Regions from separate parts of the Homo sapiens genome. Here region 2 is linked to region 1. The links are chromatin loops, found by intact Hi-C in ENCODE. Cell type or tissue: mammary epithelial cell. All regions are shown on one strand. Links, peaks and the distances in the headings refer to the core of each region. The heading gives the core; the rest is flanking DNA. Region 1 overlaps SCN1A-AS1 (SCN1A and SCN9A antisense RNA 1). Region 2 overlaps SCN7A (sodium voltage-gated channel alpha subunit 7).

What was found. Peaks named below come from ENCODE experiments on the same cell type or tissue, not always from the same donor. Only the 100,000 strongest peaks of a DNase experiment are listed, where the experiment ranks them.
Region 2: a loop joins it to region 1, with 6 times the contacts of the local background. A loop is called at or near these places in 15 of 110 quality-filtered maps.

Annotation. Positions count from the first base shown.
Region 1 is chr2:166,181,869-166,187,262 of GRCh38, reverse strand. All of the region lies in intron 3 of SCN1A-AS1 (SCN1A and SCN9A antisense RNA 1), which reads right to left. Among named protein-coding and RNA genes, the nearest start is that of SCN1A, 57 kb to the right of the region's middle. In mammary epithelial cell, for the core only: no CTCF peak of the experiment used is centred there; a DNase peak (open chromatin) is centred at 2,272; H3K4me3 peaks cover 1,265 bases; H3K27ac peaks cover 2,107 bases.
Region 2 is chr2:166,408,460-166,413,853 of GRCh38, reverse strand. It overlaps SCN7A (sodium voltage-gated channel alpha subunit 7), which reads left to right. Exons shown (of 26, transcript NM_002976.4): 22 at 733-786; 23 at 1,187-1,324; 24 at 3,530-3,634; 25 at 3,919-4,189. Among named protein-coding and RNA genes, the nearest start is that of SCN9A, 35 kb to the right of the region's middle. In mammary epithelial cell, for the core only: no CTCF peak of the experiment used is centred there; a DNase peak (open chromatin) is centred at 2,543; H3K27ac peaks cover 2,345 bases.

The sequences.
Region 1 (5,394 bases), core at 61-5,060:
CCTGAGTGACAGAATGTGATCCTAGCTCTTTATTTTTTTAATTCATTAATTTGTTTATTTATTTTAAGACAGAGTCTCACTCTGTTGCCCAGACTGGAGTGCAGTGGCAATATCTCCACTCACTGCAACCTCCGCCTCCCGGGTTCAAGCAATTCTCCTGCCTCAGCCTCCTGAATAGCTTGGACTACAGGCACACACCACCACGCCTGGCTAATTTTTTTTTTTTTTTTAAGTAGAGATGGGGTTTCACCATGTTGCCTAGGCTGGTTGCGAACTCCTGAGCTCAGGCAATCCGCCTGCCTCGGCCTCCCAAAGTGCTGGGATTACAGGTGTGAGCCACCACGCCGGGCCGTGATCCTAGCTCTTAAGAAAACTGGTATACAACAGTAAGAAAAGACATTTTACTGATACACGTAAAACATGCAAAAACATAGGGAATCTCACAAACATAATTATGAGCAAAAGAAGCCAGACACAAAAGATTACATATTGTTTGAATTAATTTATGAAGCTTAATGACAGGCAGGCAAAATAAGTATTTATGCTAATAGAAGAGTGGTAACTTTGGGGGAGTTATTGGCATAGAGGGGCATAAGGGACAATTCTTAGGTAATAGGAATGTTTTGTATCCTAACCTAGGTAGTGTTTATTTAGGAGTATAAATATGTATATTTGAACTGTACAATTTTCTTAATGTACTATGTACTTATTATATCCCAATAAAGTAATAAACAACAATAACAAACAAACTCCTGAGTTACTGAAATCAGCCACCATCCCCAGGGAGTTACAGCTATAATGTCATCTTACCACTCTGTTTCTTGCTTCTCTTTTGCTTTTTTGTTCCTGGAAATTTTCTTTAATTTTTATAAGCTCAGCTTTGCACTCGTAAAATTATTTATTAAATTTTACCCAACAAACAGTTTATCAGGACTTTTTTCAGGATACTTGAACACCTAATTGTTAGGTACTAAATGTACACTAAATGATCTCCTGGCTAGGAATCTCCTATAGCTTTGCTTGAGAGTCATAAAAACTAAGATCATTTTAATAAAATTTAGGCTTCCAAAATATTTTCTTCTTCTTTTCTAGAGCCTCCCAGAGCAAAACTATGAAAGACAAAAAAAAGTAGCAGGGAAACAGAAAATAAATATTCAAAAAGATTCATTAAACCTGAGACCTAAGTTTGCAAACTTAGATAATGTTTTAATTATTTTATGTAAGACTAATTTATTTGCTAATCTAATTGAAACATTATTTTCCTACTGCATTGTAATTGCATTTTACCAACAATACAACACCATCAGAGAACTTAAATACACCACAAATGCATTAATCATTTATATTTGGAGACATGGCTTGAAACAGGATGCACTATGAACAGCTTTATTTTTTCTAACTTGCAATAAGTCTAAACATTTTTCTTTCCCTTATTGCTTAGATAGCTCATTTCCTTTATGACTTACCTCAGACTAGAAATTAACTGATGGGCATAGTATCTACACTGTTTCTAAAACTAATATTTTATGTATATATATATGCACATTCTTGTTTTCTTCCCTTACATAAACATCGAATCCATCAACAAACGCTACTGATTCAACCTGTAAAATATATCCCAAATCTACCCTTTTCTATTCATCTAGACCACCTGCCCCCTTGTCCAAGCCACTATTATATCTTTTACCTACACTATCGTAGTAGCCACTTAACTGGTCTTTTGGCTCCACTTTTGACTTTCTAAAATGTATTCTTCACAGAGTGATCAGAGTGATCCTTTAAAACTCTATTGGACAAAAAACCAAACACCGCATGTTCTCACTCCTAGGTGGGAATTGAACAATGAGAACACATGGACACAGGAAGGGGAACATCACACACCGGGACCTGTTATGGGGTGGGGGGAGGGGGGAGGGATAGCATTAGGAGACATACGTAATGTTAAATGACGAGTTAATGGGTGCAGCACACCAACATGGCACATGTATATATACATAACAAACCTGCACATTGTGCACATGTACCCTAAAACTTAAAGTATAATAATAATAAAAAAAAAAAACTCCATTGGCGATCAGGCTACTGTCTCCATGACCACCAGTGCTTCTTACCGTGTTCAGAACTCCCAGTTGCACCTAGCATAAAAAGCCGACTTCACTCTCTAAAGGGCTTTACGTGATCTGTTCCCTGCTTGACTGTGCTGCTGCTCCATGTAACACCAACCTCTTCTTAAACTCACAGTGCCTCAGCTCTACTAACCTGCTTTCTGTTCTTGAAAACAAGTTTATTCTTGCCTCAGGGCCTTTCTCTTGCTCTTTGTCACCTGGAATGTTCTCTGATTCAGAACACAGCTGCATCCTTTTAGATTTCAGTTGAAATATTTCCTTATTAGAGAAGCCTTTCCTGGTGAGCCTACTTAAAGCAATTCCACTGCCCTGCTCACTGTTTACCAAATTAAACTGTTTTACTTTCATCTACCATTTACTATTATCTAAAATTATGGAAAGTTGATTATGTGTTTATTTGTCTCCTCTGCATTGATAAATGTTACCCCATGAGCTACAGACATTGTTTGCTTTAGCTATCTTCATCCCTAGATGGCCTTACAGCCAACAGATCCTCATTAGTTAAATTGTGTTTTTCAGATCCCTGAACTCAGTCAGTTTGGCTTAGAAGGAAAACCTCTGATGAACTAATCTCACAAAAAATGTCAGTGTCTGCTCATAATTGAGTGTCACCTTTTCCGTGAGTCTGGGAATTTGAGAGAAATTCTGAGAATACATAATAGATACATGGTAAGAGAGTGATCTCAGGAAGGGCTTTCCTGGAGCCCTTCTGTGACGTCCTCCCATTTGGGCTATGCTTTGCTACTTTTGTTTCATGAGAGAAAAACAAATTACCTTCTAAAATCTACCCATCAACAGATAACCACGAAAGAAATGTCTACCAATGGTGTACTGGTAAATGTAAAGCAACTGGCTCTCCTGGAGGATAAGACCTTTTCTCTATGTATCTTTTGCCTATTTCTGTGGTGTAAACACTCATCCCATGGCTAAATTCCAGCAAACAATCTGAAGTCACTGAACATAGACTTGGAAGGAGCCGTGCACCATTGCTCTCTCCAGCTGGCCCAAGAAGGCTCCAGCACACCACTGACATCTACTAGGTGCCAAGAATAATGGGAGGTATTTTATGTTCAGGCTCTCCTATCTTAGCACAATGCTAAAAACTAATTTGTCAGTTATCTGTGAGAGATGAGGAAATAAACTTGGGTAACATGCTCAGATACACATCACAAAAGGGGTAAAATCAAGGTTCAAATTCAGATCTGACTCCAGATACCACATCTTTCATTTGTTTCAGGGAGTAGTAGTAAAAAAAACCACCAAAAACAAAGCAACAAACAAGAGTATTGTCAGTGTCAAGCTGCTTTGTAAGATCATAGTTACTTTCCGAACATCCTAGATGTCTCACAGATGATGCAAATTTTATTTTTAGTGTTAACTATATGTGTAGTACATAATTAGTTGGAATGAGAATTCTAAAAGTTCAGTGCACCAACAAAGTCTTGGAAATGCTCTCTCCTCTTTTTTCCCTTCTTTGCTAATTCCCTTTTTCGACACCCTCCTAAAACACGAAAGTTTTAGACATCAAGGGGACCAGCCATTGAAAGAAAAAGTGACCCAATATCAAACAGCTTGTGCCTATTTGTTTAGAAATTCTGGTGAAAAACAAAAGCTAGATCAGTTTCCAGGATAAAACTGTCAATGAAGTAATAAAGTTCCATGCCTTTGGAAGATGGTGTCACTTCCACCTGACAGCAATAAAAAGGAGGAGGAGGAGAATGGTCCCAGGTGAGACCATTAATTCTCAAACATTTGCACACATTAGAATCAGCTGGAGAACTTTAACACACAGAATGCTGGCATGTACCCCAGGGGTTCTGATTCAGATTCAATAAATATACAGTGGGGCTCAAAATTTGCATTTCTAACTAACAATCTCCAGGTAATGCTGAGGCTTTTTGTCTAGTAACCACACTTAGGAGGGGCTCTCTAGATGCCAAGGATTTGTATATGCATGACAACTGAGAAAATGCTGGTTAAGAGCCCTGTTTCTCAAACTTTACTGCATGTTACAATCACCTGGAGACCTTAAAACCCATGCCTGTGTCTCTTCCCATAGATACTACTTAAATTAATCTGGGGTGTAGCTGAGTGTATTGAAATTTTTAGAAGCTCCAGGGGTGATTGTAATGAGCAGCTAAGTTTGATAACCCATGGAAATTGCTCTAATTTTTTTGTCTTTTTCAACTTTTATTTTAGATTCTGAGGGCACAAAGTTTTGTTACAAAGGTATATTTTGTGATGCTGAAGTTTAGAGTACGATTGAACCTGTCACCAGAAGTGAACTGTGCTTGCTAGGGATCTAGATTGCATGGTCCATATAAGACTCTAATGCCTGATGATCTGTTACTGTCTCCCATCATCCCCAGATAGGACCTCTGGTTGCAGGCAAACAAGCTGAGGGCTCTCACTGAATCTACATTATGGTGAGTTATATAATTATTTCACTATGTATTAGAATGTAATAATAATAGAAATAAGGTGCACAATAAATATAATGTGTTTCCCATCATCCCAAAACCATACCCACCTCCCCAGTCCATGGAAAGATTACCTTCCACTAAACCGGTTCCTGGAGCCAAAGAGGTTGGGGGCCACTGTTGTATAGTATCTCACAGGCGTTCTCTGGATGTCTTGAATTTGCATATCAGCCTGTAGTGATTGCGGAAAATTTTGTGAACTACATCCTCAAATGTGTTTTCCAAGTTGCTTACACTCTCCTTTTCTTTCAGAAATGCCAATGAGTCACAGGTTTGGTCTCTTTACAAAATCCCATATTTCTCAGAGGTTTTGTTAACTTTTGAAATTCTTTTTTTTTTTCTTTGTTTTTGTCTGACTGGGTTTATTTGAAGGACAAGTCTTCAGGATCTGACATTCTTTCCTCATGTTGGTCTATTAGGTTGTTAATAGTTCCAAGTATATTATAAAATTCCTGTAGTAAGTTTTTCAATTCCAGAAATTCCGTTTGGTTCTTTCTTAAAATGGTTATATCATCTTTCCACTCTTGGAATGTTTTACTTGCTTCCTTGGATTGTGTTTCAGCGTCTCCAGAATCTCGTTGACCTTCTTTGCCATCCAGATTCTGAATTCTGTATCTGTCAGGGCTGGTGTTCCTATAGCTTTTGGAAGTTGCTGTCACTTAGACAAAGCTTTTGTTTTTATATTATATCCCTAGAGGGTTTGACTTTGGTTTATGTTGAGTATGATCTACTGTCTTCATTTTTTTTTTTTTTTTTTTTGTACTTTCAAAGGCCGAGGCTCTGTGCCT
Region 2 (5,394 bases), core at 73-5,072, 230 kb before region 1:
GAAGAACTTGGAGTCCAATGTTTGAGGGCAGGAAGCATCCAGCACAGGAGAAAAATATAGGCTGGGAGGCTAGGCCAGTCTCGCCTTTTCACGTTTTCCTGCCTGCTTTATATTTGCTGGCAGCTGATTAGATTGTGTCCACCAGATTAAAGGTGGGTCTGTCTTCCCCAGCCCACTGACTCAAATGTTAATCTCCTTTGGCAACACCCTCACAGACACACCCAGGATCAATACTTTGCATCCTTCAATCCAATCAAATTGACACTCAGTATTAACCACTACAGGTAATAATTCTTTAGTTCAACCCAAGTCACTACTTTTTATCTCTTTAGCATTTTGAGGAACTGCTACTCAGTGACTCAGTATCTAGCAGATGTGAAGAGTTGAACAATTCCTCTTATGTCTCTCACAGAAAAGCACATGTGTAGCAGCTACAAGTCACCATGACACATGGCCGCATGTAATTATTTACCATTTATATATCTGTTTCTCTATTTATCTTTTTCTAGTCATGCTATCTTCAAATATTTTGTTATTAACTATAAATAAACTAAGTACTTGAAATAGTTGTTAACAGACAATATAATAATGAAAATGTTAAGGATCCCAATTACACAGTATATGGAAGTGTGGCAAGCCTATGTCAAATATTTCAGTGCACTAATAAGAGACTGAGATTTTACTTTTTATTTGCCAGGAAGCATAAATTTTAAATGCATTTTATTTTTACAGGCAACATTTAATGGATGGATCACTATTATGAATTCAGCAATTGATTCTGTTGCTGTAAGTATAATATCATTTTAAAGCCATTGTTAGGATACAAGCAAAGTCATTTTTGCAATTCGAGCACAGGACACCAGTAATAATGAATAGAAATCAAATGCAGTTCAGATTGGATATTTCATTGGCAATGAAATTCTTCCAGGGTTATTATATACAATGATTGAGGCCCCATAGGTCCATTTGAAAGATTACCAGACTTTGCAACAATGGTTAAATGAATGAAATGAACTTTAACATTCATACAAAGCAATGATATCCTTTTACCAAACAGCAAAAAAGAAAACAGTTTCTTAGGTAGCATAACAATGCTTGTTTTGTTATTGTTTTCTTGTCATAAATTGTTTTATAAAACTTGTTTTAAAAAGCCAATATCAATAATTTGCTTATTTTAAACTTCTAGGTTAATATACAGCCTCATTTTGAAGTCAACATCTACATGTATTGTTACTTTATCAACTTTATTATATTTGGAGTATTTCTCCCTCTGAGTATGCTGATTACTGTTATTATTGATAATTTCAACAAGCATAAAATAAAGATAAGTATAAATATTATTTGTTTATCCAATGTCTGAGAAAATCAGGCATACACATAAATATATAAATGCCCTGCTTCAAATAATTGGCTTTGGATTCAGCTTAATGTCATTTTTATTTGACATGTATCTTAAAAAATCATGATTAATGTTCCTGCACATTGATGAACATTGCCTTCTAAATCCAAAATATGTACTACACAGTCAAGTTTAAAAGTTAAACATTACAAGTGTCTGTGTAAAAATTACAAGTGTTTTGGAAATAATTATGGGCTGAAAAATAAATACTGTAAGTAAAATTTTCTATCTTCACAAATATGTGAAGAGTTCCAGAAAAAAACACTCTTTTACTCTCTGTTATATTTAAAGCCTCCACAGTCAGCCAGCATGGACATCTTTCAAAGTTAGAGTAGTTCTTTCTGCTAGAAGTAGAGAGAGTCATAAATCCTAACTGGGTGGCCTAAGTAGGAGTGCTTGAACCCAGTAAGACAGAGTTCAGAGACAGAATTGAATAACTACAGTTTCATGCCATTTCTAAAAAGCAGCTTCTTCAGGGCCTCCACAAACGCAAAGGACTAAAAAGACATCTAAGTCAAGTTATTTTACACAGGCACCTAATCTCTTTTGGGAAGCCTTCCAAAAAAGTCAAAGGAAAGAATAGTTTAATTTTGAAATTTTATCTTCAGCCATGTAATCAAACTTTAGCCATGTGTAAAATCTGGTACAGTAGACTCTCCTTATCCAAGGGGACTGCGTTCCAAGACCTCCAGTGGATGCCTGAAACCGCAGGGTAGTACCTAACCTGATTACCGTAAATCAGAACGTTTCTGTTCACGTTAAGATGCCTTTTCCATGACTAAGACTTATCATGCACTGTGGCCATTTGCAGTTTGAAGTACAACAGCAAATCAAGCATACATTTATTTTTCATTCTTCACAATTTCATGGACAGAAGATTCATTCATACCATAGATTTAGCAACCTCAGCATATGTTTTTTTTTCTTGCCTTAAGTCAAGCACTTTCACCTTTTCTCTTAAAGGAAGCAGTTTGCAGCTTCTTTTTGTATTCGAAGGCCAGCATCACTTCTCTTGCATTTTGGGGGTTATTATTAATTATAATAAGGATTACTTGAACACAATCGCTTGATAACAGAGATAGCTGCAAAGTGAGTAATGTGTGGGTGGCATAGACTGAGTGGATGTGCTGGACAAAGGGATGATTCACATCCCGGTCTCCACAGAGCAGGATGACACAAGATTTCATCACACAACTCAGACCCACATGAAATTTAAAATGTATTAACTATTTATTTTTAGGATTTTTCATGTAATAATTTCCAACTGTGGTTGACCATGGCTAACTGATAGTGTGGAAAGTGAGACTTCAGATAAGGGGGGACTACTGTATATCAATCACTCTTGAGTCTCCACCAATGAAATAGGAGTAGAGAGCTGAGTGCTCAAATGTGATTTTGATTGGATGCTTCAGCTTTCTACGAATATCAACCCTGTAGGATAACATACTAGGATTTGCTTCTAGGCTTCGAACTGGTGTCTGCAGTCAATTTAAGTGACCAGGTCCTGATTTAGAGCAGTAACAATTCCTAATTCCTAGGACGTGACATTATTCACTTCACATATATTACATAAGATACTGAAATTAGCACTAGAAACACAAAAATGAATAAGCCCTCAACCGTGCTATGAAGAAGCAAGCGCAAGGTGCTTTTGGAATAATAGTAAAAAAAACTCTTCTGATACTATTTGAAAAATAAAGCAATATATAGTCATATAAAAATGATCACATATGATCATTTCTGTTTATTTCTGCTTATTAAAAGATACAAATCAACTTTTCCTTTAGCTATTGAGCTCAACCTTTCTTAGTAAATATTTCCAGATATCCCCTGCTGTTTCTCCTTTGTCCTCTTTTACAACCCTATGTGAAAATAGAGTTGACACTCCCCTAAGAAAGCGCACTTAGAGATTACTGAATTTCTGTCACTATCAGCATGTATTCTGTATGTGCTTTTTATGGATTTTTGGGCAGAAAGTCAGACATGTTCAAACATGATTTCATTCACTGCACTTAAGCCTTTTTTTTAGAAGATTAAATCAATAATTGCCAAGTCTTTAAAATGCCTATTAACATAAGGGAAAATTTGGATTAAGTGTGATTTTAATATATTTTTCTTTCCTTTCTTTACCTGGGAGGCTCAAATATCTTTATAACGGTTAAACAGAGAAAACAGTACCGCAGGCTGAAGAAGCTAATGTATGAGGATTCTCAAAGACCAGTACCTCGCCCATTAGTAAGAAAATGTCTAGATTTTTTGAAACTTCAATGGAGGTGTTCTTTATATATTCTCTTTTAAAGCCTTAACAAATGTTTTTGTCAAAATTTTTGTGTCCCTTGACAAAGCTTTTCATGGTCATTTTGTTTGTTTGTTTTGACTATATGTTATAGTTTGGCAAAAATTTAGGTTCACACTTATTCTCATTTATTTTGGGAAGAAAGTTGTAGTGTATAAAAGACCATATATATGTATATGTATCCTATTAATAAGACTATTACACCTGTTGATTTTACCCACAGAACAAGCTCCAAGGATTCATCTTTGATGTGGTAACAAGCCAAGCTTTTAATGTCATTGTTATGGTTCTTATATGTTTCCAAGCAATAGCCATGATGATAGACACTGATGTTCAGAGTCTACAAATGTCCATTGCTCTCTACTGGATTAACTCAATTTTTGTTATGCTATATACTATGGAATGTATACTGAAGCTCATCGCTTTCCGTTGTTTTTATTTCACCATTGCGTGGAACATTTTTGATTTTATGGTGGTTATTTTCTCCATCACAGGTAAGATTTTGTTTAGTCAAATTTTTACTGATAATAATATTAATTCAAGTAAGCTCTTACAGTAAATATGAAATATAGTCTCCTACATTTCAAAATCATGAAATATAGTCTCCTAATAAGCAAAACAGGTAGAGATCTTTTTTTATTTTCAACAGGAATGCTTCACATTTGTATTCATATGTGTACCACCCATGCCTAATAGAGATAAGATGTTCAAAAATATTTCTAATAACATAGACTTTGCATACAAGCCACCAGGTGAATGTTTAGTCAACCCTTCATTCTATAATATACACTAATTTTCTAGATGACACTAGAAAGACGTTTATGTCTTAGAATGATGTAATCTTTCAGGTTCACTATTATTTCCTTCCCTCTAATCTCTAAAACTATTTACAACTTATACAACATTAGAGTTTCAGGCTTTAACAAATTTGTTGCTTGTTTTCTCTTACTTTGGAGATCTCTCTCTTATTTAATAAATACACTTGATAATTCTCTTTGAGAATAAAGACTGTTATATGCAAAAAATTCAGTAGTAAACAAGACAAGTATAATTTCTGTGTACACATAGCTTAGAGTCTATTAAAGGATATAGATAATTAAACAGTACATTTTAATGTGTGCTATTAAGGTTATGGTAGGGAAGTCACAGGGTGCTGCAGCAACACAGCAGAAGGAGGTCACCTAATCAGTAAGTAGAGGTCAGAGAAAACTTTATGGAAGACGTGAAATCTAATTAGAGACTTTTCAGATAAGGAGATAGCCAAGCAAAGAATTTAGTGTCAAAGAGTTTCAGGCAGAGAGAAGTTTGTCTGTTTCCACATAACACACATATTAGGGTGTAAGTTCCATGAGAGTAGGAACAATATTTAAGTTTACTGCATCAAGCACTATTCTATGCATTGAGTAGTAGAAAATATAGATAAACTGTTTGCCCAGATCTGCTTCCAAATATTCACTCATTCAGTTGATAGTGGAAACAATGCAACTAACTACTGAAAAAAACCGTAAGAAGCTTCAGAAAAGAAGAAGCTATCAGAAAAACTGATAGAAAAGTACATGAAGACAAGAGGGAGCTGATAGGAAGAAGGCAGAGAAATGATGGAATTAGGGTCCTATGAGACTGAAGGGGACTTCATCAGAGAACTGGAAGGAAAAGCAATTGCAGTCAGAGAGAAAGCAGTTTGAATTTGCAGTTTCAG